Linked DNA regions of Homo sapiens: region 1 is linked to region 2. Evidence: chromatin loops called from intact Hi-C (ENCODE). Cell type or tissue: left lung. All regions are shown on one strand. Each heading gives the region's core, and the rest is flanking DNA. Links, peaks and the distances in the headings are about the cores only.

What was found. Peaks named below come from ENCODE experiments on the same cell type or tissue, not always from the same donor. Only the 100,000 strongest peaks of a DNase experiment are listed, where the experiment ranks them.
Region 1: it touches region 2 in a loop (2.4-fold over the local background); 4 of 110 quality-filtered maps call a loop at or near these places.

The regions. Positions count from the first base shown.
Region 1 is chr5:178,705,965-178,722,515 of GRCh38, reverse strand. ZNF354A (zinc finger protein 354A) reads left to right here. Exons shown (of 5, transcript NM_005649.3): 5 at 8,895-11,004. The coding sequence ends at 10,456. It also overlaps a transcript of MSANTD5 not described here. Among named protein-coding and RNA genes, the nearest start is that of ZNF354A, 16 kb to the left of the region's middle. In left lung, for the core only: no CTCF peak of the experiment used is centred there; no DNase peak of the experiment used is centred there.
Region 2 is chr5:178,867,056-178,883,606 of GRCh38, reverse strand. ZNF354B (zinc finger protein 354B) reads right to left here. Exons shown (of 5, transcript NM_058230.3): 4 at 16,536-16,551; 5 at 1-898. LOC107986493 (a long non-coding RNA gene) reads left to right here and starts at 7,551. Exons shown (of 3, transcript XR_001743039.2): 1 at 7,551-7,562; 2 at 9,258-9,261. In left lung, for the core only: no CTCF peak of the experiment used is centred there; no DNase peak of the experiment used is centred there.

The DNA.
Region 1 (16,551 bases), core at 4,040-12,039, 160 kb after region 2:
AACAAAAGGGAGATGGGGTTGTCAGGGATGCTTGCTTGGTTTCTGGTTTGTTCTGTGACGGTTGGTGATGTCATTCAGTGAGATAGGAACACTAGAAGGAGATCAGATTTGGAGATGATGTAAATTTGGTTTTAGATTAATTGAGCTGTTTTTGGTTGACCTAGTTATCCCAGTGGCGATGACAAGTAGTGTTGATTTCGGAGTACAGTACCTCAAAATGTAGACTGAGCTTGAAATGTAAATTTGGGAGAACCTGATCAATATAGGGTGATTGAAATAATGGGAGAGGATGAGTTGGCCTAGGGAGAGTGTTCACATTACAGTAAGAGTAAGAAAGAGCCTAAGACTGAATCTTGAGGAACTCCAGCATTTCAGGAAGCCAGGCAGAGAGAAATGAACCCATAGGGAAGACAGGTAAAAGCGTACTGTAAGGAAAATCAGGAGAGGCAGGTGACATTGGAGGCAAGGCTCATGATGGAATGGTAGCAGTAGATGGGGAAAAGTAGACGAATGTGAGGCAGATTTAGATGGCAGAATAAACAGGTCTTGGTAATTGATTAGATGAGGGGGCTGAGGGAGGGAGAATTATTAAGGATAACTCTTAAGGTTTTGATTCAGAGGTGGTGCCATTTACAGAGACAAGGGGTTGACCAGGTCGGAGGGAAGAATCGTGAGTGTGGTTTTAGGTGTGTTGACTTTGAGGCATCTGAACTGCTCTTTTGAGTAGGTCGTCTGTAAGGGGGAGTCGAGTATGGGAGATATCTTGCTTAGAGGATGAGTCTATGATTGAAGTTGCCTGTGGAAAGATGCAGAGTGAGAAGAACTGGGGGCCTAGAACTAAAGCTAAGGCACTCCAAGGATGATAAACTGTGGTACGTCCACACAGCTGTAAAGTGGAATGAGGAGGACCTCTGTAACTTCTACTATGGAGTGATCTCCAGAATGTGAGAATAAGTGCAGAACAGCACAGTTAGTACTGTTATCTAAGAAAGGTGGGTGGGAATACCAAGAAAAGTGTGTGTGTATTTACTTACACTGTCATGGAGCACATAATGTTTCAGTCAATGATAGCCTACATATATGATGATGCTCCCATAGATGATAATACTGCATTTTTCCTGTCCCTTTTCTATGTTTTAATATGTTGAGATGCACAAATACTTACAATTGTGTTACAGTAGCCTACAGTATTCAGCTAAGTAACATGCTGTATAGGGGTATAGCCTAGGTGTGTAGTAGCCTATACCATCTAGATTTGTGTAACACACTCTGATGACTGCACAACATCGCCAACAACGCGTATCTCAGAACATATCCCAGTCATTAAGCAGTGCAATTATTTTTTTTAGAAAGATAAAAGCAAAAGAAAAAAAAGGAGATCAATAAAAATGGTTATCTCTAAGGTGAAGGAAGAAAAAGGATGGAACAGGGGTAGAATCTATGACTTTTTGAGGTCTCAAAATTTTGACTTCAGAACTATAAAAATGGTTTATAAAATTATAAGACAAAATTAAACAAAAATGAGAAAGTACCCCCTACATATTGAAAGCAGAATGAAACAACCCTAATTGTGTTCCAGGTTGGTGGCTTAGCCACAAAAAGAATTATTTGAATTGCCTTTACATTGCAGCAGTTTGACTTATTAGTGTAGGTATTCTAGGGGCAAAAGTAACTGCAAGCAGTGGTGTTAATTTTGATGGATGTGCTAAGAGCGGTTTTGATGTTTTTACAGATGAAATGATTTTGCTGTCTGGGATGTGCTCTAGCATAACCTAGTGGACGAGATGAAAGGGTTTGTGTTAGTTTGCTAGGGCTCCATACTGAAGTACCACAAGCTTCGTGGCTTAAAACAGTAGAGATTTACTGTCTCACAGTTCTGAAGGTCAAAATCAAGATATTCGCAGGGCCCCGCTCCCTCTGAGACTCTGCATAGAATTCTTCCTTGCCTTTTGCTAGCTTGTAGCGATGGCCAACTTGGAGATCTCCGTGGCCTGCAGCTGCATCAGTCCTATCTGTGCCTCCGTCTTCACACTGTGTTCGCCCGGTGTCTTCACATCATCTTTCCTTCTGGATGCCTGTGTCCAAATTTCCCCAGTTTACGGGGACAGCAGTCACGCTGGATTAGGGCTCACCCCAATGACTTCATCTTAATTTGATTGAACGTGCAAAGACCATATTTTAAAGTAAGGTCACGTTCTGAGGTCCTGGAAGTTAGGACTTCTACGTCTCTCTTTTGAATGATGCGGTTCAGCCCATAACAAGGTTGTCAATAGAATAGTGTTGCTGGTTATTGAAACTGGCTGGAGATTCACTGTACAATTCACACTACTTTTACATATGCTGAAAATTTCTATGTTAAAAGCTTTAAAAATAAGAGTTACCACAACAACATTTCTAAAACAGCTTTTCTCTTTTCCACCAGCACAAAGATGATAGAGGATGTTTACAAATAGGCAGTACTACCCCCATCATGGTTTATGTGCAGTTCCCAGCAGATTGCTCCTTGAGTTCTCTGACTCTAGAAAACCTTGTGAGACTGCAAATGCAAGTGACATTTTTTTTTTTTTTTGAGACGGAGTCTCGCTCTGTCGCCCAGGCTGGAGTGCGGTGGCGGGATCTCGGCTCACTGCAAGCTCCGCCTCCCGGGTTCACGCCATTCTCCTGCCTCAGCCTCCCAAGTAGCTGGGACTACAGGCGCCCGCCACTACGCCCGGCTAATTTTTTGTATTTTTAGTAGAGACGGGGTTTCACCGTTTTAGCCGGGATGGTCTCGATCTCCTGACCTCGTGATCCGCCCGCCTCGGCCTCCCAAAGTGCTGGGATTACAGGCGTGAGCCACCGCGCCCGGCCGCAAGTGACATTTTTATAGGTGGAGCTTTTACTCTGACTAGCTATAGGATAAGGTGGGGGTGGATACTTCAGCAAATAAGTCTGGAAAACTGACTTGCATTCAAAGACTTGGGTGCTGCCTTCAGCCCTTGTGCTACCCCTTCATCTAGCCTATGGCGATTCCTTTCACATCCTATCTTATATGTCAATTCTTACGAAACACTCCAGCAGCGTCCTGCTGCACCCCTTTTCTACCTGCACCCTCACTATCTAAGGACAGTTGGATATGATTCTAAGCTCGTGTTCACGTCCATTTCTAGCTTATGTTTCTATTGTAGAAATTGTCACATTGTATTGTGATTACCTACTGATGTCTTCATTTCTAATGTCTGACTATAAACTCTCTGAAGAAATCAACTGTTCCTTTTAATTACTGGATCCGTAGGGAACTGTGGATCACCGATGCCTAGGATAGAGCCTAATACATAGTAGGTACTTTTTAAATATTTGATAAATTAATAAAGTAAGGCGTGACCAATGCTTTTTGAAATAACATGACCAATTCTGTGTATTAAGAGGGGTAAATCCAGTGGGAAATAATACTGGAAAGGCAAGAAACAGGTCAAAGGAATAACTTAAGATCAGGAGCAAGTCACTCTACAGTGAGGAGATCCTGAACTTAGACATATTCACGATGGCTTATTAGAGACATTTTAGTGATGAGATTTAAGAGAATGTGCAGCCTGGGCAACACAATGAAACCCTGTCACTACGCAAGATAAAAATATTAGCCAAGCTTGGCAGTGTGCACCCGTAGTTCCTGCTGCTCAGGAGGCTGAGGTGGGAGAATCGCTTGAGCCCTGGAGTTTGAGGCTGCAGTGAGCTATGATGGCACCAGTGCATTTCAGCCTGGGCAACAGAGCAAGACCCTGTCTCTCAAAAAACAAAAAAATGAAGATTTTGATGACTGCCTAGGGAAGAGAAATTCTAAGATAAAACTAAGAATTTACGGTAAATTAACTGAAGAGATGATGGTGTCATTTTGAACTGGAAAACATATAAAAAAGGTTTGAAAAGGAATGCTCTGGGTTCAGATTTGGACAGGCTGAATTTAAAAAGAAAGATACACAAGTGGAAATTCTAACCGGCAGTTGGAAAGACCTCTGTAAAGTATTTTTCAGGATAGTCGTACACATAAGAGGTGTGGGAGTAAATGAAATCATCCAGGGAGATAGGGTTGAAGAAACACTCTCTGGGTGTAGTGAGAGTCCAGGTGGAAGAGTCTAGACCTGATAACAGGAAGTGGTCAGGGCAGTGGCCATCAGCAAGATGATTCTGGCTTCTCAACTTCTGACCTAGGTCTTCACCTTGTTTAACAGGTAGCTGAGGACTGGGCTTGATTCTAGGAGGAAGCAAAGGTTGAACTGCACCTCAGGAGACCTATTTGTAGGCCTCTAGAAAGTTCTAAACAGATCATAAGGAAGAGTCAGGATATCCACAATCCAAAACTTACGTCTGCTTCTGTGAAAAACATGATTTCAGGACTAAAATATTGGCACTTTAGAGTTGGGATGAGTTTTCCAGAATTGATAATGGACTTCCGAGTCGTAATCATATCCATTAAAAAATAAAAGCTCCCCATGTCACATTTGCTTACTCTCCTTTAGAAACTGTTGAAAAGGGTTTCTGCTCTTGATGTTTCTATTTTCTCACCTCCCATTGTTTCCTCCATGCACTCCAGCTGGGCTTTCTTCCTTATAATTCCACTGATAGCTCTGTTATTAAATCCCAAACAACCTCCGTCTTGCCACAATCAGGATTAAGTTTTTAGTCCTCAAATTATTTGCCACAGTTATTCACTCCTCCCTGAAGTACTTCTTCCCTTGGCTTCTGGAACACTGTACTCTCCTGATATTATTCTTCTTAACCTCGTAATATTTCAGTGTCTAAGTGATTCCTTTCAGTTCTTCAGCTTTAAATCAAACCCACATGCTGCTGACCCCCAAATGCCTGTCTATAGCTCTGACCTCCCCCAGATCTCCAGAATAATAAATACAATCTAGTATTTCAGTATCTTCCTGCAACTCTATTAAGGCATCTCAGCCATCACAAACATACCAGAAACAGAATGCCCCCTCAGCCTTGCCCCTTTCCTGGTCTTCCCCTTCTAGCCTTGCCCCTTTCCTGGTCTTTCCCTTCTTGGTGGTTGGTGGCAGCTCTCAGAATTCTGGCTAGAAACCTAGGCATGATCCCTAACTTTCCTGTTTCCCTCTCAGCTTCCTGGGAGTCCTGAGTCTTGTTATTCTTGGTCCCGCTAGCTCTTCCTTCACTGTACAGCCTGGCATAGTCATCTGTACCTCCAGCCCTTTCTCACGTGAAGAGCTGCAGTAGCTTCTTCAGTAGCCTCTCCCCTCCCTGCTTCCACTGGTGCCCCAGCGTAGTCGGTCCACGCAGCAGCCAACTCAAATGAACACATAATTCCCCAGTGGCTTCCCGTAGGCTTAAATTCCAGTCCTTAGGATGACCTGGGCCTTAGAGGATTTGTCCCCCACCTCCTGCTCCACTCTTTTGTTTTTTATTTTTTGTTTACTTTTTTTTTTTTTTTTTTTGAGATGGAGTCTCACTCTGTCGCCCAGGCTGGTGTGCAGTCATGTGATCTGGGCTCACTGCAGCCTCTGCCTCCTGGGTTCAAGCAATTCTCTGCCTCAGCCTCCCGAGTACCTGGGATTATGGGCGTGTGCCACCACACCCGGCTGATTTTTGTATTTTTAGTAGATAACAGATTTCACCGTGTTGGCCAGGCTGGCCTTGAATTCCTGATCTCAGGTGATGCACCCACCTCGGCCTCCCAAAGTGCTAGGATTGCAGCTGTGAGCCACCACGCCCGGCCCCGTTCCAGGCTTATTTTATCATTTCACCATTTTCCCTCTTCTCGCTCTACTCTGGCCAGTCTCTCTGCTGTTCCTAAGTCAGCCTCACTTTTGTGTGTGTTGGTTCCTTTGCCCAGGGAGCTCTTGAGCACTTTCTTCAGCTATCCACATGACTTTTATTACGTACTTGTTATTTGTCCCTTCATCCCCCTCCTTCCCCAGCACATGCGCACACTCCAAAGTATAAGCTCCTTAAAGGCTGGAACCCTGTCTTATTGAATACATTATCTGCATTCCCCAGAACATTACCTGGCCCATAGTAGGCACTTAATGAGTACTTGTGAATGGAAAGGATGCTGCCAGCATATGTAAAGATAAACAAGTCAAGTCATGGAGTGCTCCTGAAGCTGCATGTAGTTCAGCATACCTGGCAAGAAGCCAGGGAAGAGGGGGTGAGGACAGGTGGATAAAGGTCAGATCAGATAGTACTCTATTCACCATGTTAAGGACGCCTAAGAGTCTTCAAGACTCTTAAGAGACTTCAGATGTGAATCATTGAAAATCTATTGGAGGACCTTAAGGAAGTTTGCCACATAGTAAAATATTGATCTTAGAAAGATTGGCCGGGCATGATGGCTCACACCTGTAATCCCAGCGCTTTGGGGAGGCTGAGGTGGGCGGAACATGAGATCAGGAGTTCGAGACCAGCCTGACCAACATGGTGAAACCCTGTCTCTACTAAAAATACAAAAATTAGCCAGGTGTGGTGGCGCACACCTGTAATCCCAGCTACTTAGGAGGCTGAGGCAGGAGAATCACTTGAACCTGGGAGGGGGAGGTTGCAGTGAGCCGAGGTCGCGCCACTGCACTCCAGCCTGGGTGACACAGTGAGACTCCATCTCAAAAAAAAAAAAAACCACAGAGATTATTCTGGCTGCAGTGTGGAGACTGAATTGGCAGAGGGCAAGACTAGTTAGGAGATTATGGTAGAGATAGTAATGCATGGCAAACAAAATACCACTTAAGTACCTGATCCCCGTGCTCAGGGCTGTAGCAAAGGTGAGGGACCTTTCTTTACACTAGGCCTAAGGCAGGTTCTGTATCATTGCCTTACAAGCTAGAATCCAAGTTGCAGAATCTTGCTGCTGCCTTCTTCCCAGCACATATATTAAGCCTAGAAACAACGACCGATATTCACAGGGAAAAAGCACTTCATTTTTGCCACTGCCCCCTCCATATATTTGGCCTAAATAATGTATTAAAATTTGATCACTTAATTTAGCAAGACTGAAACGGAGAAGGAACTAGGAAGGTGTTAAGCATAAAGTTAAGAAACTCTGCTTTCCCTTACAGTAAATAGTATAAAGATATAAGGCATGTGAAGTTAGTCAGGGAGGGTGTGTGGAGTGAAAAAAAAATCCAAAACCCTAGGGAATACCATTATTTAAAGAAGGAATGGAAGAAGAGTTATCCATGAAGGGAACTAGTAAGTGAACACTAATAAGGGAAAAGCAAGATGTATTGTGTTTGTTAAGCAGAAGTAATTTGTAGATGTGTGAAAGTGACTGTCATACAGGAATCGCAAATACAGTGAGACACAAATGGTCCCTTTAAACAGTTACCTCTACCCCAAGAGAAGATGCTAAGACTATGTGCATAACCGTTCCCCTGAGAGAATTTACTATCTATTGAATTGTGTTCTTATCCAATTTTAATATTTCTTCACTTCTGTTCTTTACTTTTCCATGTTAACCATGCTTTATCTTATATATCCATGCCTGTCTTATTGTTGATCTTTGACTCTTTTCAGCCATCCCATGTAACCTCTCTTGCTTGATGCATGAGTAGGCTGCCTTCCTATCTTGCACCTCTTGGCTCTAGGCCTGTCTTGTGGCACCTCTTGTCGATTAATTCAATAACAGGGCCCTCCTGTTTGAACTGGCCCTGAAACCTCTCTAATCACCCATGTACTGGCCTAGGAGGCAACTTCTACAAGGGTCTGAAATGTGTATGTGTATGTATGTATAACACATGTGCATATTTGTATATATATGAAGTATGTATGTGTATGTATGTATAACACATGTGCATATTTGTATATATATGAAATACGTAAGAATATTTGACATTGTTCCAGTTAGGAATGTATAAGTAATTAAGGCAGATTAACAAAACATACAACTTTTGTATATAATTGGAGTGCTGTCAAGAGGATCTGTAGGAAAATAGGGCATTCTGATCTGCTTGTGAAGAACAGTTACTTCAGAAAAGGAAAGTGAGATACATACAGACATAGATATAGAACTATAATATACTATATATGTGTGCATATATTATAAAGGTCAGTAATACATATGTTTAATACTCTGGTAAGTGCTATAGTAAGGAGAAGGGACCGTGGCTGCTCAGAGTCAAAGGATTGAGAGAGTCCATTTTTGAACTGAATCTGAAGGATATAAGGGAATTTGACATGGGGTGGAGGGACTTTCCAGATTAAGAATAATTATATAAAGGCTGAGCACAGTGGCTCATGCCTGTAATCCAAGCACTTTGGGAGGCCGAGGTGGGTAGATCACTTGAGGTCAGGAGTTCAAGGCCAGCCTGGCCAACACGGTGAAACCCTGTCTCTACTAAAAATACAAAAATTAGCCAGGCATGATGGTGGGTGCCTGTAATCCCAGCTACTCAGGAGGCTGAGGCACAAGAATTGCTTGAAGCCAGGAGACCGGTTGCAGTGAGCCGAGATCGCGCCACTGCACTCGAGCCTGGGCGACAGAGTGAGACTGTCTCAAAAAAAATTACACAAAGAAGATAAATGTCAAAAAAAAAAAACAAAAAAAAATTAGGATTCCATCATGGGTTTTGGGTCCTAACCCCAAACTTCCTCTTTCAACTCATGATCCCTTTATAACCCTTTTCTCTGTTCTTCATTAGCCAATTCTTCTGGTCACTCTTTCTCACCCTCTTTAAATGGGTTTGCTTTATTTTATTCTTCACCCTAGTACTTAAATTGCTGTCAATTATATTTTATTATACTGTCTAACTGTCCTATTTTTTCTTTTTGCAATTTTTTTCATACAGATATCAGGGTCTTATTTAAATGTCACCAATATTTATTCCTTCTACACTTTTAGTCTCAGTAGTCAGATGCTATGATATCACATGAAACATTTTTGATTTTTTTTTTCCCTCCAGGATCGAAGAGCAGTCATAAAACCACAAAGTCAACGCAAACACAAGACTCTTCATTTCAGGGACTGATACTGAAAAGATCCAACAGGAATGTACCTTGGGATTTGAAATTAGAAAAGCCTTACATATATGAAGGCAGATTAGAGAAAAAGCAGGATAAAAAGGGAAGTTTTCAGATAGTTTCAGCCACCCACAAAAAAATCCCCACTATAGAAAGAAGCCATAAAAATACTGAATTGAGCCAAAACTTCAGCCCAAAGTCAGTGCTTATTAGGCAACAGATACTTCCCAGAGAAAAAACACCACCAAAATGTGAAATACAAGGAAACAGCCTCAAACAGAATTCACAATTACTTAATCAACCAAAAATTACAGCAGATAAACGCTATAAATGTAGTCTGTGTGAAAAAACCTTCATTAACACTTCATCCCTTCGTAAACATGAGAAAAACCATAGTGGAGAGAAACTATTTAAGTGTAAAGAATGTTCAAAAGCCTTTAGCCAAAGTTCAGCTCTTATTCAACATCAAATAACGCATACTGGAGAGAAACCCTACATATGTAAAGAATGTGGGAAAGCCTTTACTCTCAGTACATCCCTTTATAAACATCTAAGAACCCATACTGTGGAGAAATCCTACAGATGTAAAGAATGTGGTAAATCCTTCAGCCGAAGGTCAGGCCTTTTTATACATCAAAAAATTCATGCTGAAGAAAACCCTTGTAAGTATAATCCGGGTAGGAAGGCATCTAGTTGCAGCACATCCCTTTCTGGATGTCAAAGAATTCATTCTAGAAAGAAGTCCTACTTATGTAATGAATGTGGCAACACCTTTAAGTCTAGCTCATCCCTTCGTTATCATCAGAGAATTCACACTGGAGAGAAGCCTTTTAAATGTAGTGAATGTGGGAGAGCCTTCAGCCAGAGTGCCTCTCTTATTCAACATGAAAGAATTCACACCGGAGAAAAGCCCTATAGATGCAATGAATGTGGGAAAGGCTTTACTTCTATTTCACGACTTAATAGACACCGAATCATTCATACTGGAGAGAAGTTTTATAATTGTAATGAATGTGGTAAAGCCTTAAGCTCCCACTCAACACTTATTATTCACGAGCGAATTCATACTGGAGAAAAACCATGTAAATGTAAAGTATGTGGAAAAGCCTTCAGACAGAGTTCAGCTCTCATTCAACATCAGAGAATGCATACTGGAGAAAGACCCTATAAATGTAACGAGTGTGGGAAAACATTCAGGTGTAACTCATCACTTAGTAATCACCAGAGAATTCATACTGGAGAGAAACCATATCGATGTGAGGAATGTGGGATATCTTTTGGCCAAAGTTCAGCTCTTATTCAGCATCGAAGGATTCATACAGGAGAAAAACCCTTTAAATGTAATACATGTGGAAAAACTTTTAGACAAAGCTCATCACGTATTGCACATCAGAGAATTCATACTGGAGAGAAACCCTATGAATGTAATACATGTGGGAAACTTTTCAACCATAGGTCATCCCTTACTAATCATTATAAAATTCATATCGAAGAGGACCCCTAGAAAGTAGATTTGTATGTGTGAAAGCCTTAAACCAAAGCTCATCGAAGAATACATCCTTGAGAGAGATGTAATAAATGTAATGGATGTGAAAAAAACTGTAATAATTTAGCCCTCATTAGGTATTTAATTCCATGGATAAACCTCAGCTATATAATAGATATGAGGAAAGTGTTTGTGCCTGTCAGACACTTAAAAAAATAACCTGAGATGAAGAATTTACAATTGAAGACATTGACTTTAGCCATTTGTGAAATGGGTTTGCTTTTTCCCTTTTCCTACAGACGTATATGCTAGATGTCACGTGATCATCAGAAACAGATATCCGAGTGGGTGGGGAGGTGTGCTTTAGATTTCTCATTAGAAGACCACCAAACTGGTAATATTTTTATAGCATTTTAATAGCTTGATCAAATTGTACCTTTTTAGAGAAAAGGACCAAAATAAAAGAAAAATGAATTATGAACTACCTCTCAGTCTCTGGGGTTTGTCCTTTTCCTACCCTGATGTCAAACTTATGCATGGATTTCATTAAAAAAGAAAAAGAAAAATCTGGTCTTTTGTTCTAGTAGTTGTGAATTTTCTACTCAACTGTCTTAACTTGGTTTTGGATTTTATTTCTCTGAAGTCATTTATTAGGTGTACCAGTTATATGCCCTGAACTGTATTAGATAGAAAAACAGGCAATAATTTCAGGTTTAAAGCTACTAAATATGTATGTATGTATTTATTATTATTATTTTTATTTTGAGATGGAGTCTCTGTCACCCAGGCTGGAGTGCAATGGTGCGATCTCGGCTCACTGCAACCTCCGCCTCCCAGGTTCAAGCAATTCTCCTGCCTCAGCCTCTCGAGTAGCTGGGATTACAGGCACCTGCCACCACACCCGGCTATTTTGTATTTTTAGTAGAGACAGGGTTTCTCCATGTTGGCCAGGCTGGTCTTGAACTCCTGACCTCAGGTGATCTGCCTGCCACGGCCTCCCAAAGTGCTGGGATTACAGGTGTGAGCCACCGTGCCCGGCCACCCTAAATATGTATTTTTTAAATTTATAACGAACACATCAGAAGAACTTTCGCAAATCTAACACCTGTGGCAAACTCTTGAAAAGGACATTGCTATGGTCTCAATGTTTATGTCTCCCCCAAATCCCTGTGTTCAAATGCTAACCTCCAAGGTGATGGTATCATGAAGTGGGATGTGTGAAGAGGTGATCAGATCAGAAGGGCGGAGCCCTCAGTGCCCTTATCAGAGAGCCCCAAGGGAGCTTGTTCTGCCCTTCAGCCATGTGAAGGCACAGTGGTAAGATACCTTCTTTGAATCAAGATGGCCATAACCAGACACCAAACCTGCTAGCACTTTAAATGGGTTTCCCAGCCTCCAGAACTGTGAGAAATATTTTATTAGTTACCTAGTATGATGAGGTTATTTTGTTACAGCAGCCCAAACAAGACATGTGAATTGTTTCATAAACTTAGTGTAGTGTGACAGATCCCCTACCAGGTTACCTAAGGGTTTATATCCACTACTTGAGCCCTGAAGTCTGGACAGTAAGCAGAGGCCATGGTGCCCAGCTGAGGAGCAAGTGTCCCTGAGAACCCAAACATCCCAGAGTATCTGGGAACACACTAAGCAAACAGTCCAATCACACACGAGGCAAAGAGCCAGAAAACTGGCTTAAAAGCAGCTTAGAGGTGCGAGGTGGTGCAGATCTCCAGAGCTGTCCTGCTGCAGTCCAGGAGAGCCCTGTATGGAAGTCATAATAAACTCATCTGCTCATCAAGCTGGACTTGTCTGAGTCATTCTTTGGTCTCTCGGCTCCTTCCCAGTTTGAGGGGGGACATTACAGTCCTAAGTTTTTCTCAACAGTAAATATTTTTTAACTTTGGAGCAGGTACTATACAAGTTTACAAGTTTTAAAACTGTACAAGTTTTAAGACAGACACAGGCTTTTCTTCAAGAAGCCATGAATTGGGAAGGGGATGGAGTTGGGCTAGCAAATGAGCAAGCAGATTATATTGCAGTTTTTGTTGTTTCAGTAGGCAAATAAGTTATGACAATATGTTCCACTATGAAAATATTGTAAAGATTTGCACAGGATGAAGAAAGAGACTCATGAAGAAAGCCTGGAGACATCAAAGCTTTCCAGGGGCAATGATGCCTGGGCTATATTTGGGGAGAATAGTAGGAACTCCGAGGGAGACAGAAGCATTCCGATTAAGAGGAAACAGCATGCGCCAAACCACAGGTGGATAATAGGACATTTGGAAAACTTAATTTAGAACTAGTGAGCAGGAAAATGACAAATGTTAAAGCTCGAGTAGAAGGCAGAAGCCAAATCACAAAAGGCCTTATTTGCCAAGCTAAGGAGTTTGGATTTTATGGTAAAATCGGTGGAGTCAAAGATGGTAAGCAAGGGAAATTCCATAGAAGATAAGCGTATGGGGTTGAAGAAAGCTGATGACTGATGCCACCCAGGAAATCTGGGCTGTTTAAATTCAAGTAATAGGTAAATGAGGGTTCCAACTCAAACAGGGACAGCATTGATGGAGAACAGGAGACAGATAATCATGTATTAGAATAAATAAGGCATGGTTTTCATAGGCAAATAGGTGAGAGTGGCAAGTGAGGAGAAAGCTGACTCACAGGTAGGGTTGCCAAACGTCCTGTATTTAATGATTTTGTCCTGAATCCTGTATTAACTTTGTTAGGATGCCTTAAATGTATTCAGGGTTTCTCCCCTCATTAATGAAAAATCAGCACTTTGAGCTACGGTTCTGCTTCAGTAATTGGCGCTTAAATCGCTTAAGTGGCAATACAAGTTGGAAATCATACCTCCACAAATAAAGATCTGAACCATCTCTTATGTTTTATCCTATGTGTTTGACTGAGGGAAGGCAAAAGGGGGAAGTGAGAATAAAAGTACTTGTTTTCCGTATTAAAGAAAGGAAAAGACTGTTCTTTTGGCCAAATTCCTAAGTTGTAAAATAATCCCCAATAATTAGATCTTTGGATCAGTACACGTGGTCTGAAAAATCAATGATGGCCTCGCTGCCAGCAGCCATGCTTCTGAAATCAACTTCCTGACAGCCTCCAGCTTCTGAATGCCACTTGAGTGCTGCTTCTAGACCACGGTTGGTCAGCAAGTCCCTCCTTCCAGTGACCGTGCTTCTGGAAGTTAGCCAGTCGACAACCGTCTAATTCCAGTGACCACACTAACACGCTTGAAAATCTAACAGTCCATAAACATCCCTGCCTCTGAAAATTCGCCAGTCCCAGACACTGAGCTGCTTAAAATTTTGGATAAGATCAGCTCTGGCTTTCTTCAGGGATCCTGTTACTGCAAACACAGTTCTCCCTTGCAGGCATGCATCAAGTTCGACTTTTCTGTGTCACATATCAAGTTCAAGTTTATTGTTAGTTTGTAAGCTTCCAACCTTTCAATAGCTCAGCCTCAATTTATTGGTAATTATGCTTCACTCTTGTGAGTGAGATGATCGAAATTAGTATTTTCAATTATTGTTATTAACTTATTTTTTATTTTATATTTTGTGTTAAGGATACTTAATATGAGATCTACCCTATTGCCTATTTTCATTTATGTATATTTGAATCAAAATGCAAGTATAAGTTTCATGATTAATTTTTAAAATATTTGGTATCAGAGAAAAGATGTTTTGAAGCTCTTTCTACAGTACACAATTGTTCATTCAGTATTGAACATATTGGAAAGTCAGATATAAGGCAGGATATACTAACAGCTAAGCCTAAGTGATAGATGATTTCCTCAAATAGTGCTAAAGAAACGGATAAAGTAACAAATTTTCCGATGAAAGGAAATTCAGATAAAAATAAAACAACCATAGCAGAAATTGTAATGACTTTCCACACTCAATCTTTTCAGCTCAAATGACCAATGGAAACACACCAAAAGTATTTCCTGCTTCCAAAATTGCAAACGAATTTTCAAGTGCCAGGATAAAATCTGCAGTAATAAAAATGTAATCTTTCTGTTTACTATTAGAGACTATATAAAAGATCTAAAATGTCTCTTTTTACAGTATAACCCCAGATGCAAATAATCACAATGAGAATTTTTTTTTTTTTTTTTTTTTTTTTTTTTTTGCCTCTGCAATGTTTTTCTTTTGAAAACCTGTGCTTATAAAGCTATCTTATCCCTTCTAGATGAGACCTGGGAAATTGAAGCTTTTTGCAGAAACTAAATTGAGTTAATAAGTCAAATTGTATTCCTTTGGTTGATATAATACAAATACAAATTTATGTAGATGTGTAGAAGTGCAAACAATTTTTTTTTTTTTTTTTGAGACGGGGTCTCGCATTGTCGCCTGGCCTGGAGTGTAATGGTAAGATCTCGGCTCACTGCAACCTCCGCCTCCCGGGTTCAAGCGATTTTCATGCCTCAGCCACCCAAGTAGCTGGGATTACAGGCACCTGCCACCATGCCCGGCTAATTTTTTTTTTTTTTTTTTTTTTTTTTTTGTATTTTTAGTGGAGATGGGGTTTCACCATGTTGGCCAGACTGGTCTCGAACTCCTGACCTCATGATCCACCCGCCTCAGCCTCCCAAAGTGCTGGGATTACAGGAGTGAGCCACCGCGCCCCGCCAGAAGTGCAAACAATTGTTATTCAAAATTAAAGCAAAGCCTGAAGTAGGCTGTAGAAGGTGTCCTATCCATATTCTGCGTTTCTGCATGATGCTACACAGACAACCTCTGATAGCCATCCTATTGACACTGAAGTCATCATGAAATTGTTCCCTTCCTCGGCATTTAAACTGTTTAAACTGAGCAGTTAAAGGACTTTTGTGATTCTGTTGTCATTCGATATTCTTCTATTCTTCATTCTTCAATTCTCTCTTTCATTCTCTAGCACTCAGAAATTTGTTGGAACCCCCAGTTTCAACTACAACATGCAAACGGCTTGGAAGTAGTCACCCCTATCCTTATAAGAAAAAGCTAGTCAAGCTGAAAAGCAGTGACTTTTATCTTTCTGAGAACTGAAGTCACAACTGTGAAATCTGGAGAGACGGGTGTATCCAGAGACACAGCTGAGATCTGTTTACTTGGAGCCCACTGGAGCCAAAACTGGTCGGAAAACTAACAGGTAATTTTGATGAATTGCTGGAGGTTGAATATGGACTAAACTGAGAATGTGGAACTTCTGGGTCCATAGTCATAACGGGTCCCGCATACCGCCACTGCCATTAGCTCCAGGAATCCCAGCAGATTCCCAAGGTCATGATCTGAGAAATATCCCCTGAGGGCTGTGGCAGAAGAAGGGGAATCATTGTGAAATACACCCAGAGTCTTCTCCATAAAAGCCGACACTCTAGGGAAAAAAAGCTTGCCAGAGTCTTATGCTAGCTGGAGGAAGGACATTCCCCATTCTCTCTATCCTTCCTGTCTCACCTAAGGGAGAGGAAACTGTCAACATGGCTCAACACTTTGAGGATTCCAGTAGATTGGAATCCTGCAAGCAGGAGAGGGAGGGCAGGGCAAGGAGGCAAAGTTATACCACTGGAGAACACTTGAGTAGGTCCCAGCCCTTGGACACACGAGTACTGACAGATTTAACTGGAAGATTATAGAATGCACCCCCTCTGCCACCATCCCAGCAGAGCCGCAGTGCAACAGCGCTGGGTTATAGCAGACAGAGCCACAGACTGTCCCCGAGGAGGACCATTTGGGGAAATTCAGTTACAAGTGGAGATGAAAGCAAGGATACTAGAGGAATTTGAAGCCCCTGGCACCTATGGCTAGGCAATTTCTACCAAAATTAATATAAATAAAGGAGCTAATGAAAATGATTACACATCATGAACTTCTGGGATTTATCCCAGAAGTCCAATGTTGGTTCAACATATGAAAATCAACCACACCACATTTAATAGAATGGGTAGGGGGGAATGTGTTTATCTTCAGGCGGAAAAAGCATTTCACAAAATGCAGCTAACTCTACAGTTACACCAAGGTTGGGATTTCAGCACTTCCTCTTTCACTGGAAACTCAGTGAGGTCGAAAAGAATTCAGAAATAATGGATGTTCATTCGTGCAAAATAAGACAACCTCTTTTTTTGT
Region 2 (16,551 bases), core at 4,137-12,136:
CTACATTTAAAAGGCTTCTCTCCAGTGTGAATTCTCTGATGATAACGAAGGGATGAGCTAGACTTAAAGGTGTTGCCACATTCATTACATAAGTAGGACTTCTTTCTGAGATGAATTTTCTGACTTCCAGAAAGGGAAGTGCTGTAACTGGATGCCTTCCTGCCTGGATTGTATTTATGGGGATTTTCTTGAGCATGGATTTTTTGATGTATAAAAAGCCCAGACCTTCGACTGAAGGATTTACCACATTCTTTACATCTATAGCATTTCTCCACAGTATGGGTCCTTAAATGCTTACAAAGGGATGCACTATGGCTGAAGGCTTTCCCACATTCTTTACATATATAGGGTTTCTCTCCTGTATGAGTTCTTTGATGTTGAATAAGAGCAGAACTTTGGCTGAAAGCTTTTAAACATTCTTTACATTTAAATAATTTTTCTCCAGTGTGGTTTTTCTGATGTTTACGAAGGGATGAATTGTGAATGAAGGCTTTTTCACATGTACTGCATTTATAGCGTTTCTCTGCTGTTTTGATTTTTGATTGGTTAAGTAAATTTGAATTCTGCTTGAAACTATTTCTTTGTATTTCACATTTTGATGGAGTTTTTTCTTTAGCAAATCTCTGTTGCTTAATGAAGACTGATTTCAGGTAGAAGTTTTGGCCAAATTCAACATTTTTATGGCTTCTATCTACAGTAAGGATTTTTGTATGGGCAACTGAAATTATTTGTAAATTTTCATTTTTGTCCTGCTGTTTCTTTAATTTCTCTTCATATATGCAGGATCTTTCTGATATGAAGTTCCAGGGTTCATCCCTTTTCAATCTTTTCCTTATCTGCTCCTGAAATGAATCCTGAGTTTGAGTTGACTTTGTCATTTTAGGTGTGCTCTTACATCCTGAAAAAAGAAAAAAAGAAAGCAACAGCCCATGATTCATGTGATTGGCTGAGACTAAATGTGTAGAAGGGATTAATTGTATCTCAGTAAGGGTTTGCTATATGACTAAAAGAGGATAAAATTCTAAAAAACACTATATAAAATAATGGATGACAGCTGAACTGATAAGTGAACAAATGAATAAAACAAACTCAGTTAAGGCGGGTGAGTGTGTAAGAGTGACCAAGAGAATGGAGCAGAAGGATCAGAGGAGGAGGAGGCATATGAATTTAGGAAATATAATCTAGTACCCAAAGCCTATGATGGACTCATAAATTACCCCATTCCTGTAATTATTTATACTCCTGAATGTCTTCCCTCCTTTTCCTACATTCTGAACTCCTTTGTATCCTTCAGACTCAGTTCAAATGTTAACTCCTCTGTGTACCTTTTCCTAACTTTGAGTTCCAACAACTCACTCCCCTTATTATAGCACTTATTATAGTACATTAAATGCATTTAAGTAAGGAATAATACACATCTAGAGATGCTGAGAAAATGTTCAGCAAAATTCAGCACCACAGACAATAAACACACTCAAGCAAAAATGAACTGAGGGATACTTCCTCAACATAATAGAATACATAGACCTTTGTCCTAAAGCTAGTATCTATTAAATACACTAGAGCTATTTCTGCTATGCTGAAGAACAAGGCAAAGACACCCATTATTTTCCCTACAATTTAACACTGTACTAGACATATTAACCAATGCAATCAGGCAATATAAATCAATTAGATATGAGTAAAGAGAAAGTAAAACTACCTCTATTTGCAGATAATATTAAAAAGTCCAGAGAATGGATTGAGACCATCCTGGCCAACACAGTGAAACCCCATCTCTACTAAAAATACAAAAATTAGCTGGGCATTGTGGCGCACGCCTGTAATCCTAGCTACTCGGGAGGCAGAGGCAGGAGAATTGCTTGAACCTGGGAGGTGGAGGCTGCAGTGAGCCGAGATTGCGCCTGGGTGACAGAGCGAGACTCCATCTCAAAAAAACAGTCCAGAGAATGAATGATAAAACTCACTGAAGTAGCTGGATATAAAATTGACATATTAAAATCAATAGCCTTCATTTATACTAAGAATCACAGTAAATTTACAAGTAATATGAAAAATCTATATAAGGGAAATTTTATACCAGTCTTGAATGACATTAAAGTATATCAGATGAATGACATTAAAGTATATCTGAACAAATAATCACCTCTCCTATTCTTGGATGTAATAACATTATACAAATGTCAGTGCATTAAGACAAGATACAGATAAGGATTTCTCAACCTCAGATGACATTTTGGGCTGATTTTTTAGTTGTGTGGATAGGGTGGGCTGCCCTGTGCATTGTGGAATGTTTAGCAGCATACTTTTGATCTCCACCCAACAGACATCATAGCACCTGCCCCTCACAATTCCTCCCTCCAGGCTTGCGACAAGCAAAAATCTTTCAAGACATTGACAAATGACAGAATCAGTCCTGGTAGATAATCACTGGAACAGATGAAACAAAAATGATCTTGAGTTGGCCAAGCGTGCTGGCTCACACCTGTAACCCCAGCACTTTGGGAGGCTGAGGCAGGTGGATCACCTGAGGTCAGGAGTTTGAGACCAGCCTGGCCAACATGGCGAAACCCTGTCTCTACTAAAAATAACAAAAATTAGCTGGACTTGGTGGCGGGCGCCTGTAATGCTAGTGACTAGGGAGGCTGAGGCAGGAGAATCACTTGAACCCTGGGGGCAGAGGTTGCAGTGAGCCAAGATCACACCACTGCAGTCCAGCCTGGGCAACAAGAGTGCAACTCCATCTCAAAAAAAAAAAAAAAAAAAAAAAAAAAATGACCATGAGTTGACAACTACTGAAATTGGGTGATGGGCTGGGTACAGGTACAGTGGCTCCTTCCTTTAATCTCAGCAATTTGGGAGGCCAAGAGGATCCCTTGAGCCTAGGAGTTCGAGATCAGCCTGGGCAATACAGTAAGATCCCATCTCTAAAACAAACAAAATAAATTAGCTGGGCATAGTGGCACTCATCTGCAGTCCTGGCTACATAAAAGGCTGAGGCAGGAGGATCACTTGAGCCCAGGAGGCTACAATAAGCCATGATTATCTAATTCCACTCCAGCCAGGGTGACAAAGAGACCCTGTCTTTAAAAAAAAAAAAAAAAGAGGAGGCCGGGTGCAGTGGCTCACACCTGTAATCCCAAAACTTTGGGAGGCTGAGGTGGGCAGATCACAAGGTCAGGAGATCGAGACCATCCTGGCCAACACAGTGAAACCCCATCTCTACTAAAAATACAAAAGTTAGCTGGGTGTGGTGGCGTGCCCCTACACTCCCAGCTATTCAAGAGGCTGAGGCAGGAGAATCACTTGAACCCAAGAGGCAGAGGTTGCAGTGAGCCAAGATCGTGCCACTGCACTCAAGCCTGGCAACAGAGTGAGACCCCGTCTAAAAAAAAAAAAAGAAAGAAAAGGAAAAAAAGAAATTGGATGACGAATACATGGGAAGTCATTATATTATTCTACTTTTTTGTTTATTTATTTTGAGACGGAGTCTCGCTCTGTCGCCCAGGCTGAAGTGCGGTGACGTGATCTCAGCTCACTGCAACCTCCACCTCCTGGGTTCACACCATTCTCCTGCCTCAGCCTCCCAAGTAGCTGGGACTACAGGCACATGCCACCACGCCCAGCTAATTTTTGTATTTTTAGTAGAGACGGGGTTTTGCCGTGTTAGCCAGGATGGTCTCAATCTCCTGACCTCGTGATCCACCCACCTTGGCCTCTCAAAGTGCTGGGATTACAGGCTTGAGCCACCACGCCCAGCCTATTCTCTCTACTTTTATATATACTCGAACTTTTCCATAACAAAACTAAAAATGAAGTTTTCTTCCACTTTCTGTCCTTCCTTGTAACAGGAGTGAGTGGGTTAATCTTTTTCCTTTTATAGCCCATGCCTACTAAGAAAGCTGCAATTTAAAAACTCTGGTTTCTGGGCCAGGCACGGCGGCTCACACCTGTAATCCTAGCACTTTGGGAGGCTGAGACGGGCAGATCACAGGAGGTCAGGAGTTCAAGACCATCCTGATCAACATGGTGAAACCCCCTCTCTTCTAAAATACAAAAATTAGCTGGGCATGATGGCGGGTGCCTGTAATCCCAGCTACTCAGGAGGCTGAGACGGGAGAATGGCTTGAACCCAGGAAACGTTGATTGCAGTGAGCCGAGATTGGGCCTCTGCACTCCAGCCTGGGCAGCTGAGCAAGACTCCATCTCAAAAAACAAAAACAAAAACAACTCTGGTTTCTGCAAAGAAATCAGCACACAGGCTGGGCACAGCGGCTCCCGTCTGTAATCCTAGCACTTTGGGAGGCCGAGGCAGGGAGATCTCTTAAGGTCAGGAGTTTGAGACCAGCCTAACCAACATGGTGAAACCCCATCTCTACTAAACACAAAAATTAGCTGGGTGTGGTGGCACATGCCTGTAATCCCAGCTACTCGGGAGGCTGATGCAGGAGAATCGCTTGAAGCTGGGAGGCAGAGGCTGAAGTGAGCCGAGATGGCACCATTGCACTCCAGCCTGGGCAACAGAGTGAGACTCCAGTTCAAAAAAAAAAGCAGCACACACAAACAACAAGGTCCTAAAAAATATATACTTTAAAAACATACTTTCAGCCGGGTGTGGTGGCTCACACCCGTAATCCCAGCACTTTGGGAGGCTGAGGCGGGTGCATCATTTGAAGTCAGGAGTTCGAGACCAGCCTGACCAATATGGTGAAACCCCGTCTCTACTAAATACACAAAATTAGCCAGGTGTGGTGGTGCATGCCTATAATCCCAGCTACTTGGGAGGCTAAGGCAGAGAATAACTTGAACCCAAGAGGCAAAGGTTGCAGTGAGCCGAGATTGTGCCACTGCACTCCAGCCTGGGTAACAAGAGCAAAACTCCATCTCAAAAAAACAAAACAAAACAAAACAAACAAAAAAACCTCCAAGTGGAAAATTTAAACATTTATCAAATGACAAAATGTATGTTTATTTCTTTTCAGAGCAAGAGTGGAAGTTTATTTTAAAAGGCTTTAGAACAGGAAAGAAAGGAAAGTATACTTGGAAGAGACCTAAATGGGCACCGAGGTTAAGTGCCATAAAATGTACATTTAAAGAGTAAATATCAAACAAAGCCTTCTGGGTAGCTGAAGATAATGATGGATGTGTGACAAGCAACCTATCAAAATCTCTTCCCCAAATGATAAGAATTAACTTCATAACTGTAACTTTTTTTTTTTTTTTTGAGACGGAGTCTCGCTCTGTTGCCCAGGCTGGAGCACAGTGGCATAATCTCGGCTCACTGCAAGCTCCGCCTCCCGGGTTCACGCCATTCTCCTGCCTCAGCCTCCCAAGTAGCTGAGACTACAGGCGCCCGCCACTACGCCTGGCTAATTTTTTGTATTTTTAGTAGAGACGGGGTTTCACCATGTTAGCCAGGATGGTCTCGATCTCCTGACCTCGTGATCCGCCCGCCTCGGCCTCCCAAAGTGCTGGGATTACAGGCGTGAGCCACCACGCCCGGCCTAACTGTGACTTTTATGCAAGACCTCACCCTCAGCATACTACCCAATAGACATCAGTAGCACCTCCCCATCAGAACTCCAGATGGTGGCATACTACTTACATACTTAAAGACAGAAAATGCCAAAAGTGCAAAATAAATGTAAGGTAAAAGAAAAAGTAGATGTCAGGGAAGATGGTAGAGTAGGAAGCACCAAGGTTCTATCTATCCACCTAGACAACTGAGGTGTCAGAATCTGTCTGATACAACTATTTTGAAACTCTGGAAACTATATGAAGGCTTGTAGCTTCTAGGGGAAGGCCTGGCCAGTCAAGTGAAATTAATATTAGTTGGCAGCAGCTACCCATCTCCAATCTCCTCATCTCATGGCTTGAAGCCGTACTAGCATCCCTAGCGTGGCCTTTGGTGGCCAAAGTGGCAATAAAGACCTTGTTCTCCAAATAATGGGGATCTGGGTTCTGACTGCAAATTACTGCTTTGAATCACGGAGGTGCAAACACAAATGCAGGCTGCCATTTTTGCAATCCCCACTGACCTGATGTGGCTTCCAGAGGATTTAAGGAACAGTGCCTACTTTTTTCCCCTTCTGTTCCCCTCTTTTTCTGCTTTGGGGAATCAGACATTAAGGATAAGGACATTTGGCCTGGTGGCTCACACCTGTAATCCCAGCACTTTGGAAGGCTGAGGTGGGCGGATCACTTGAGGTCAGGAGTTCCGAGACCAGCCTGGCCAATGGGGAAATCCTGTCTCTACTAAAAACATAAAAATTAGCCAGGTGTGGTGGTGGGTGCCTGTAATCCCAGCTACTCAGGAGGCTGAGGCAGAAGAATCGCTTAAACCCAAAAGGTGGAGGTTGCAGTGAGCTGAGATCACACCCCTGCAACTCCAGCCTGGGTGACAGAGTAAGACTCCATCTCAAAAACAAAACAAAACAAAACAAAGAACAACTGCACACATGGGGAATTTAGAAAGTCACTGCACAAGGCCAGGGAAAGACGTGGGCTCAGAAAAAAATGTGAGAAGACCTACAGGTTATACTTCAGGCTAATTCCTGGACTAGTGCCACCCTACAGCAATAAGAAAACAAAAACCAAAACAAAACAAAACCCAGCAAATCTTACAGAAGTGGGAAAATCTGATCCCGAGTTGCAACACTGTAAGACAAAAAAAAAAAAAGGCATAAAAAAATAGGAAAGTATGGTTCAGTCAATGGAAAAAAATAAATAGAAAACATCTATGGAGAAGACCAGATGGTGGCATGCTACACAAAGACAACTATCATAAAGATGCTCAGAGCTAGAGGGAAATATGAATGACTCATGAAAATAATGAACAAATCGAAGTATCAATAAAAAGAAAACAAAAAGAAACCAAGAGGAAATTCTAGGAGTTGAAAGCATAATAACTGAAATGAAAATTTCACTAGGGAAATTCAAAAGGTTTAAGCGGGCCATAGGAAAAATCAACAAAGTTTAAGATAGGAAAATTAAAATTCCTTGAGTCTAAGGAAGAAAAAGTAGAAAATACTTAAAAAGTGAACAGAACTTAAGGGCCATGTAGGATGCCATCAAGCAGGCCGAAATATGCATCGTCCTGGGACCCTCGCATGGTCACACCAGCCCTGCCTAGGCTCTCGGGCCAGTAGCAGCTCTGTACTTCCCTAGGTCAGAGCTCCCGAAGGGAGAGGCAGGCTGCTATTTTTGCTGTGCCACAGCCCTCACTGCTGTTGCCCTCAGGCTCTGGAGGGGGCACAGTGATTAGGGACTGGAACAGAACTCCAGGAAGTGCACAGCTGCCTCACAAAACGCGGCCAGACTGTTCCCCACACGGGTCCCCATTTCCACTTCTCCTCACTGGACAGGGCCTCCCGACCTGGGACTCCAGCACAACCATCAAGCCTACCTGAATGCTTCAGTTGGAGGTGGCTCTGCATTTCTCTGAGGAGGAAATCTGAGAGAGAACCCATAGCCCCTCCACCACTATAGCTAAAATGGTACCACACTATCCACCCTTGGGTTGGGAAGGAACACAGGGCCCGGTCGCTACACTGGTACCTCTAGTACACTACAGCCACCATATGGAGATGAGCCCAGTCTCTCTACCTTGTGAGCTCCCATAGCCAACTCTTCACCAGGCAGGGACCCTGGCTTTGGACAGCAGAACAGCCGTCCCTCCCCTGGCTGAGCATTCCCACTGGTAGTGGCTCTGTCTTCCCTGAGGAAGGACTCCCAGAGGCAACTGATAGCCCCTATGCCACTGCCACAGCAGCAGTCCTACACCTGCTGCCCTCAGTCTGGGGAAGAAACAGTGAAGCCTTCATCTGGGCTTCTAGCATGCCACAGTCACCATATGGACAGGAGCCCAGTCTCTTCTCCCTGTGAGAACCAATCCCTGACTCTTCACCAAGTAGATCCCCCACCTCAGGCCAGCAGGGTAGCCACCTCGCCCCTCGGCTGAAGATTCCCAGTAGCAGTGGCTCCATGTTTCTGAGGTGGAGCTGACAGAGGCAACCGAAAGTCCCTCTGTCACTGCCACTGCAGTGGTATTGCCCTTGCTACCCTTGGACAGAGGAAGGAACAAAAACCCTGAGTACTTCAGCTGTACCTCCAGGAAGCTGCAGTTGCCATAAGCAGCAGTCAGTCTGTCTCGCTGGTGACCTCCCTTCCCCTGCCAGCTCCTCCTGCTCCTCACCAGGCAGGGCCTCCTTCCCCATCTTGGGCACAGGGCAGTCACCCACCCTGGGCCGACTGCACTGATTGACAGTGGTTCTGCATCTCTTTAGGGTAGAGGCCCATAGACAAGTGAAAGGCTCTCTGCCACAACTACCACCAACCGGAGTCCCTTCCCCTGTTGCCTCCAAGCTAGGAAGCGAACATAAACCAAGATCACCCCAGAGCTATGGTGGGCAGCCTGGCAATGCTAAGCTGAGATGTGCAGCCAGCACTCGAGTGGGAGAGGAGCCCACATTTTCAGAGCACTGAGGGGCACGGCTGCAATCTTGAGGAAATACAGAGGAGTCACATAGCTGAGTAAGAGCCTACCTACTGGCCATAACACTTAAGCCCATCTACCAGACCACAGCCCAAACTTTAACACCAAAATTACTTTGCTAATATACCCCTCTGTGAAACTAGGACAAGAATTCAGCTACAAATAAACACCCTGCATAAAACACTGGCCCTCTGAAAACATTCAAAAAGAAGTCAACTGACTATACTCAAATTACATCACAGTTAATGAAACATTAAGCTCACACAGATGAAAAAGAACCATCATGAGAACTCTGGCAAATCAAAAACCCAGGGTGTCTTCTTTCCTCCAAAAGACTGCACTAGTTTCTCAGCAAGGGCTCCTAAGCGGCTGAAATGACAGAAACAGAACTCAGAACATGGACAGGAACAAAGATCATAAAGATTCAAGAGAAAGTTGAAACCCAATCCAAGGAATGTAAGGATTACAGTAAAATAATAGAGGAGGTGATAGACAAAATGGCCATGATAAGAAAGAACCAAACTGATCTAATAGAGCTCAAAAACATACTACAAGAATTTCATAATGCAACTGAAATGCAGAACAGACCAAGCTGAGGAAAAAATCTCAGAGCTCAAAGTCTGGCTCTCTGAACTCAGCCAGATAGACAGATAAAAATAAAGAAAAAGAATAAAAACCAATGAACAAAACCTGAGAAATAAGGGATTATGTAAAGAGACAAAATCTACGACTCATTGCCATCCCTGAAAGAAGTGGGGAGAAGGCAAGTAACTTGGAAAGCACATTTCAGGATACTATTGTCCATGAAAACTTACCCAACCTTGCTTGAGAGGCCAATATTCAAATGCAGGAAATGGGCCAGGCATGGTGGCTCATGCCTGTAATCCCAGCAATCTGAAAGGTCGAGGCAGGTGGATCACTTGAGGCCAGGAGTTCGAGACCAGCCTGGCCAAAATGGTGAAACGCTGTTTCTGCTAAAAATACAAAAATCAGCTGGGCATAGTGGTGCACACCTGTAATCTCAGCTACTCAGGAGGCTGAGGCAGGAGAATTGCTTGAGCCCAGGAAGTGGAGGTTGCAGTGAGCAGAGATCGCACCACTGCACTCCAGCCTGCCGGACAGCAGAGTGTGTGAGACTCCATCTCAAAAAAAAAAAAAGAAAAAAAAAACAGAGGACTCATATGATGAAAACTACAAACACTGATGGAAGAAAATAAAAAAGACCTCAATAAATAGAACGACATATCATGTTCACAGATTGGAAGACTAAACACAGAAAATTGATATACAGGTTTACTGCAATTCCTATCAAAATCTCAGCAAGATTCTTTTTGTAGAGATTGATGATTATTCTAAAATTCATACAAAGAACTACAGTAGATAAAACTTTCTAAAAAACAACAAGAAGTAATCACTTTACCCAACATTAAAGCCTGTATATATACAGCAATCAACACTGTGTGGTATTGGCAGAGGAACAGAAACACAGAACAATGGAACAGAAAAGAAAACCCAGAAACAACCCAACACGCCCAAGTGACTTTTGACAAAGGCACCAAAGAACTCCGCAGAGGAAAGACGACTTCAACAAATAATGATGGAGCAACTGAAGATTCGCATGCAAAAAAATGAACCTCGCATCTAACACAAAAATTAACTCAAAAAGTGTCATGAATATAAATGTAAAATGTAAAACTACAGCACTTCTAGAAGAACATGGCAGAAAATCTTCATGATCTAAGTACAGGCAGAATTCTTACATTTGACACCAAAAGCACAATCCATAAAAGGAAACACTGATCAACTGGACCTCAGTAAAATTAAAAATTGTGTTCTTCAAAAGAACCAGTAAAAACGATAAAAAGACAAACTACAGAGTAAGAGAAAGCATTTGTGAACCACATATCCGGCAACTACTATCCAGCATATATAAAGATCTTTCAAAACTCAACAGTAAAAAACTCCAAAATAACTCAACTAGAAAATGAACAAAATACCCAGACATTTTATTAAATAAGAAACACAGGCCAGGTGTGGTGACTCACGCCTGTAAGCCCAGCACTCTGGGAGGCCGAGGTAGGCGAATCACTTGAGGTCAGGAGTTTGAGACCAGCCTGGCCAATAAGGTGAAACCCTGTCTCTACTAAAAATGCCAAAAATTAGCTGGGTGTGGTGGCATGCACCTGTAATCCCAGCTACTCGGGAGGCTGAGGTATGAGAATTGCTTGAACCCAGGAGTCAGACATTGCAATGAGCTGAGATCGCACCGCTGTACTCCAGCCTGGGTGACAGAGCAAGACTCTGTCTCCAAAAAATAAAAAATAAAAAAAAGGAAATACAAATGGCAAATAAGCACATGAACTATGTCAAACATCAACAGATGTTAGCAACACACAAATTAAAATCACAATGTATTTCACCATACACCTACCAGAATGGTTAAAATAAATAGTAGTACCAAGGCAAAATATTGGCAAGGATGTAACAACATTGGATCATTCACATGCTACTGGTGAAATGTAAAATGGCACAGCCACTCTGGAAAACAACTTGGCTATGTCTTCAAAAACTAAACCTACAACTACCCCATGACTCAGCAATTCCACTCCTGGGCATTTATCACACAGAAATAAAAACTAATTTTTGCACAAAAACCTGCACATGAATGTTTATAACAGCATTATACTTAAATGCCAAAAACTGTAAATAATCCAGATGTCCAACAAGGGAATGGCTATACAAACTATGATATACTCTATGGAACACGACTCAGCAATTAAAAGAAATGAAGTACTGATGTATACAACTACACAGATGAATTTCCAGAGATTTATGTTAAGTGGGGCAAAAAAAAAAATCCCATAACGTTGTACACATTTTATTATTCCATGTATATGACATTCTTGAAATGATAAAATTATAGAACGGAGAACACATTAGTGATTATCAGGACTTCAGGAAAAGAGGCAGGGAACAGGGGCAGTGAACAAGAGGGAAACAGGTGTGTGTAAAAACGGATACCAGGAGGGATCTCTGTGCTGACTGAAGGGATTTTTCTGTATCTTCACTGTATCAATGTCAGTATCTTGGTTGTGGTATTATACTATGGTTTTGGAAATGAGTATAAGGGACATAGAATCTTTCTATACTACTTCTCACAACTGCATATAAATCTACTATTATCTTAAAATAAAAAATTTTCTAAAAAAAGTAAAATTCCCCTGCAAAGTAAAAATATCAAACTCATACCATCCTCCAAATCTAATCTCCTTCCAGTGGTAGTATCTCATTGAATGACACCGGCCATCCCAGAACAAACCAGAAACAAAACAAGCATCCCTGACAACCCTATCTCGTTTATCTTCCACATCGAATCCAAGTCCTGCTGGCTGTATCTCCTGGACATCTCTGGGACTGGTTCACTTCTTTCTGTCTCCAACACCACTAACCTAGTCCAAGTCACTCGTGCATTCATTATACAACTGGACGCCTACCCTGGCCAGGGACTGTTTTAGGTTCTTGGAAAACAGGAGTGAATGAATGAGGCAACCCCTCCTACAGCAGCTTACAATGCAGAGGCAGAGACAGATCATGAAGAAACAGGTCTATTACACAGCGCTAAGCATGGAGAGGGAAAATAAAGCACGGTGAGGAGATGGCGTGGGGGCTGCAGGGCTGCGTGTCAGATGATCTGTGCCTGTGTGAGCCGAAGCCAGTGCAGCACAAGGAAGTGAGTGAGCCACATGGACGCATGACTGCCACGAAGAACAGTCCCAGACAGAAAAAAGCAGGGCAGAGGCCCTGAGTGGGGGCCTGCTTGGCCCCCCTGACAAACAGCAGGGCGGCCAAGGGTGATCAGAGGCCTTGAATGAAGGGCAGAGTGGAAGGAGCTAAGGGTGAAGAGGTAGCCAGGGCCAGACCATGTAGGTCTCTGAAGGCCATGATGGGGACTTTGGGCTATACTGTATGGGATGGAAACCAACGGAGATTTTGAGCACAGAAGCAATATGGTTGATTTACTCTTTAAATAGATAATTCTGGAAGTTATGAAGAGAAGAGATGTTGGTAGGAGGGGAGGGGCAGGGCATATGTACGAGTCTTTGCTGGCAAACAAGAAAAAGACTAACTCATACAAATTAAACCGGACTATACTGGGTAGGTGCGGTGGTTCAGGCCTATAATCCCAGCATTTTGGGAGGCTGACATGGGAGGATTGCTTGAGGCCAAGAGTTCAAAGAACAGCCTGGGCAGCATAGCAAGACCTCCATCTCTACAAAAACAAGTAAAATGCAATAGGGCTACAGGGCATTGTGGCCACACTTCCATCTTGTAAGCAGTCACTTTTTAAAACATTCCAGGCCATGTCATCAGGGCTGTTGCTAAGCCCCACAGCATCCTGTGCAAATCAGGAAAAGACAGTCCTCCCTGTGTGCAGTTGCTGCTTCAGCAAACCTTGCTGAGCAACCCCTCCGTTCACCACCCTGCACCATTCAGCCTACCCAAGATGGCTTCTTGCAGTAAGAAAACAAAGCAGGCCGGGTGTGGTGGCTCACGCCTGTAATCCCAGCCTTTTGGGAGGCTGAGGGGGACAGATCATTTCAGGTCAGAAGTTCGAGACCAGCCTGGCCAACATGGCAAAACGCGGTCTCTACTAAAAAAATGCCAAAAATTAGCCCGGCATGGTGGCGTGTGCCTGTGATCCCAGCTACCGGAGAGGCTGAAGCACAAGAATCGCTTAAACCTGGGAGGAGGGCACTGCAGTGAGCTGAGAATCACGCCAATGCACTCCAGCCTGGGCAACAGAGCAAGAGTCCATCTCAAAAGAAAATAACTTTGTACAAGTATATTTTGAGGCTACTGGAGGTTCGAGAGAGTCCTATCATGGGGAGCATAAGTTTTTCTATCACTGGCTGTTCAAAGGGTAGGTTTTTGTCTAAAATATTTTTTTTCTTTTTTAAAGTTATATAAACACAGACAGGGTCTATGTTACCGAGGTTGGTCTCGAACCCCTGGGCTCAAGTGATCCTCCCACCTTGGCCTCCCAAAGTGCTGGAATCACAGGCGTGACCCACCTCACCCAGCCTACAGGTTGAGTTTTTGGTTCGAGCTAGAGTTAATAATCTGAGATAATTCCAGGAACATCCCAGTCCTTCAACCACGCTCTCAATGAAGTGAGCACTCATGGGAAAAGGAAGCTGTCCTGGGGCAATCTTAGTCCAGGCAGACAGGAGCCCCACCAGGGGTGCAGCAGAGATGCAAGCACGTCAGCACCCTAGGAATGCCATCTGACTTCCATCTGACAAAAGGAGGACGAAGGTCATCCCACCAAGAGCAATCGGGCAGGAAACAGCTCTGACGTCCTTTCTTACTCAATCAACTGCTCAGGGTTTTCCCGCAGGGCCATCCTCCCCAATCTGAAAAGGGACTGACTGACAACACTATCAGGTGCCCGGCATCCCTCTGGACAACTCTGCACTCGTCATATTTTCAGCCTGTTAATACTTCTCTCTAGAGGGGAGACTTACTCAGCCATCAGGTGCTCCCTAGTTAAAGGGAAAGGGAACAACTCTTTCTTTCTTCCTGCTCTTCCACACAAGATTCGGCCCACACATAATGGCCAGACTGACGCCCCTCTTAAATCTCACCTGGTTCCCTGCTGCTTGCATTCGGCTTACTTTGTGGTGGTCTCTGGCAGTTCATTAAATTTTAATTTAATATAAAATTAGTGTATTTCTACCAAAGGAGATTAAAAACACAAGTGTGGTTCCCCTTTTTAAAAAAAAAAGTTCAAGCTATCATCACGAGAAAGCTCTCCCCAGCACAGGGGCTATGGGGACCAAAGCTGCCTGCCGTGCAGCTCCTCGCTGGGCCCGTGGCACAAGGGGCCATCACTGAGCCCTCTGGACTTGACAAGCCCTGCACTGTGGCGGTCAGGTTCCTCACATGCGCTGGCAGCTGCAGAATGCAGCCTGGGCCTGCCCTGGGCTACTTATGGCTCCTCAGAGCCTATGCTTAGCTCTCAAGCACCAACCAAACTCTATGACAAGGCCCGCGGCTCTCTTCGGTGCCTGGCTCTACCTTCTCCTCACTGGCTTTACTTCTTTGGACCTTCACGAACACCATTCTTTTTTTTTTTTTTTTGAGTTGGAGTCTTGCTCTGTCACTAAGGCTGGAGTGCAGTGGCGCGATCTCGGCTCGCTGCAAGTTCCACCTCCCGGGTTCACGCCATTCTCCTGCCTCAGTCTCCCGAGTAGCTGGGACTACAGGCGCCCGCCACCATGCCCGGCTAATTTTTTGTATTTTTAGTAGAGACGGGGTTTCACCATGTTAGCCAGGATGGTCTCGATCTCCTGACCTCGTGATCTGCCCGCCTCGGCCTCCCAAAGTGCTCGGATTACAGGCGTGAGCCACTGTGCCCGGCCACAAACACCATTCTTTAGGCCTGAGCAATTCTTCAGTCCTTTGATCCCAGGCCCTTCCACAGGGAAGCCTTTGCTGATGCCACCTGCCTGCTCTGCACTCTCACAGCACCGAGTGTCTTTCCCACGTGGTCCTCACTGGAATGTGTCCTTCTGTGCCTTGTGTGCAATGAGTGTGTTCACCTTGTCCCCCACTAGATCGTGCACTCCAGAAGCAGGAGACCTGTGTCCCTTTCTGCCCAATGCTATACAAAGCTGTGGGCGAGGGTTCAACCTTGATCCCCCAGAGCCAGAGCCCCCCCAGTTCAACCACTCTCAGTCCCCCACTGCCACGATGGCCCCTCCCCGTTTCTCTCCTCTGATTACTTCTCGGGCTCTGTCAGATTCCTCCTGCTTAAGCACCTCGCAAATGCTGTTTCCTGAAATTCGGGCCTCCACTTGGCCCCCTCACCTGGCCAGCTCCAAGCTTCTAATGCCCGTCATGCTGATGGGCTCCCTGACCTCCCTTGAGTCTCGGCCCTGTCACTTACACACCTGCCCACCAGGGTTCCCCACCTGACGACTTCACTCACATCTCAAGTGAAATCCATCCCACACCCAACTGCTCCTGTACCCTGATCACGTGGGCGCCACCTCCTCCCTCACGAACTCACGGCAAGTGCCTTCATCCAGGCCCTTCCACCTCCTGCCTCCCTCCATGATTGCAATTGCTCTGCAAGGCTTCCTGCCTCTAGTTTTGCCTCACTTTCAATCACGATACTCCCAAAGTGACCATCTGTATTAAATTCGAATCACATAGCAACGTCATGAATATATTCTCTTTGTGAAAAATTAAAATGTTACATGTAAATAACATCCCCTTCCATGGACCCATTCTCAATCCCATTCCAAGTGTAACTAATGTCACCAGCTAAGGTGTGTCCTCCTAACCTTTCTCTCTGCTTATGTGCACATTACACATACATGTAATTTTCATTAGACATAAATGGTGGCGTCCCAACAATGCTCTGTAACTTTTTGGGAGCTCTGTCCACGTCCCTGGACTCTTGTTTTCAGGGTGGTGATGCTCACCAGAGTAAGGACACGCCACAGGTCCCTTAGCTGTTCTTACACGGATGGAGACTCAGCTGTTTCTGATTCACACCAACTTTTCTAAGATACCAAGGACCATATGATTCCTGCCCAAATCCTTCCATTATTTCCAGTGCTCCATGGGACAGTTTCCACCTCTTACAACTGTGCCCAAGCACTTACTACGCGGCCCTTCCCTAGCTTTCTAGGCTATTTCCTTCCTCACCTCCTCCTTTCCCAAATACACCCTGAGCTTCAGCCAGAGTGATTATTTGAAGTTCCTTAAATATACTATGTTTGCTGAATGAATACATGCAAATACAGCCCTATTCTAAAACAACAGGAAAGAGTAAGAAAAGAGATGCTGAGAGATTCATGGGGAAGTGATTACAAGTGACTAATCCTGCCTAAGAGCCTGGGCTTCCGCTTCCCCACCACTTCTTGAGGCCTGAGAATTCTCAAGGGAGTTTCCCAACCAATGTTCCTACCTCCTCTCATTAACCAGACCATTGTCTGCGGCCATTCCCGAGCACCTCGGGCCACCCACTTACCTAGAGAGGAGACACC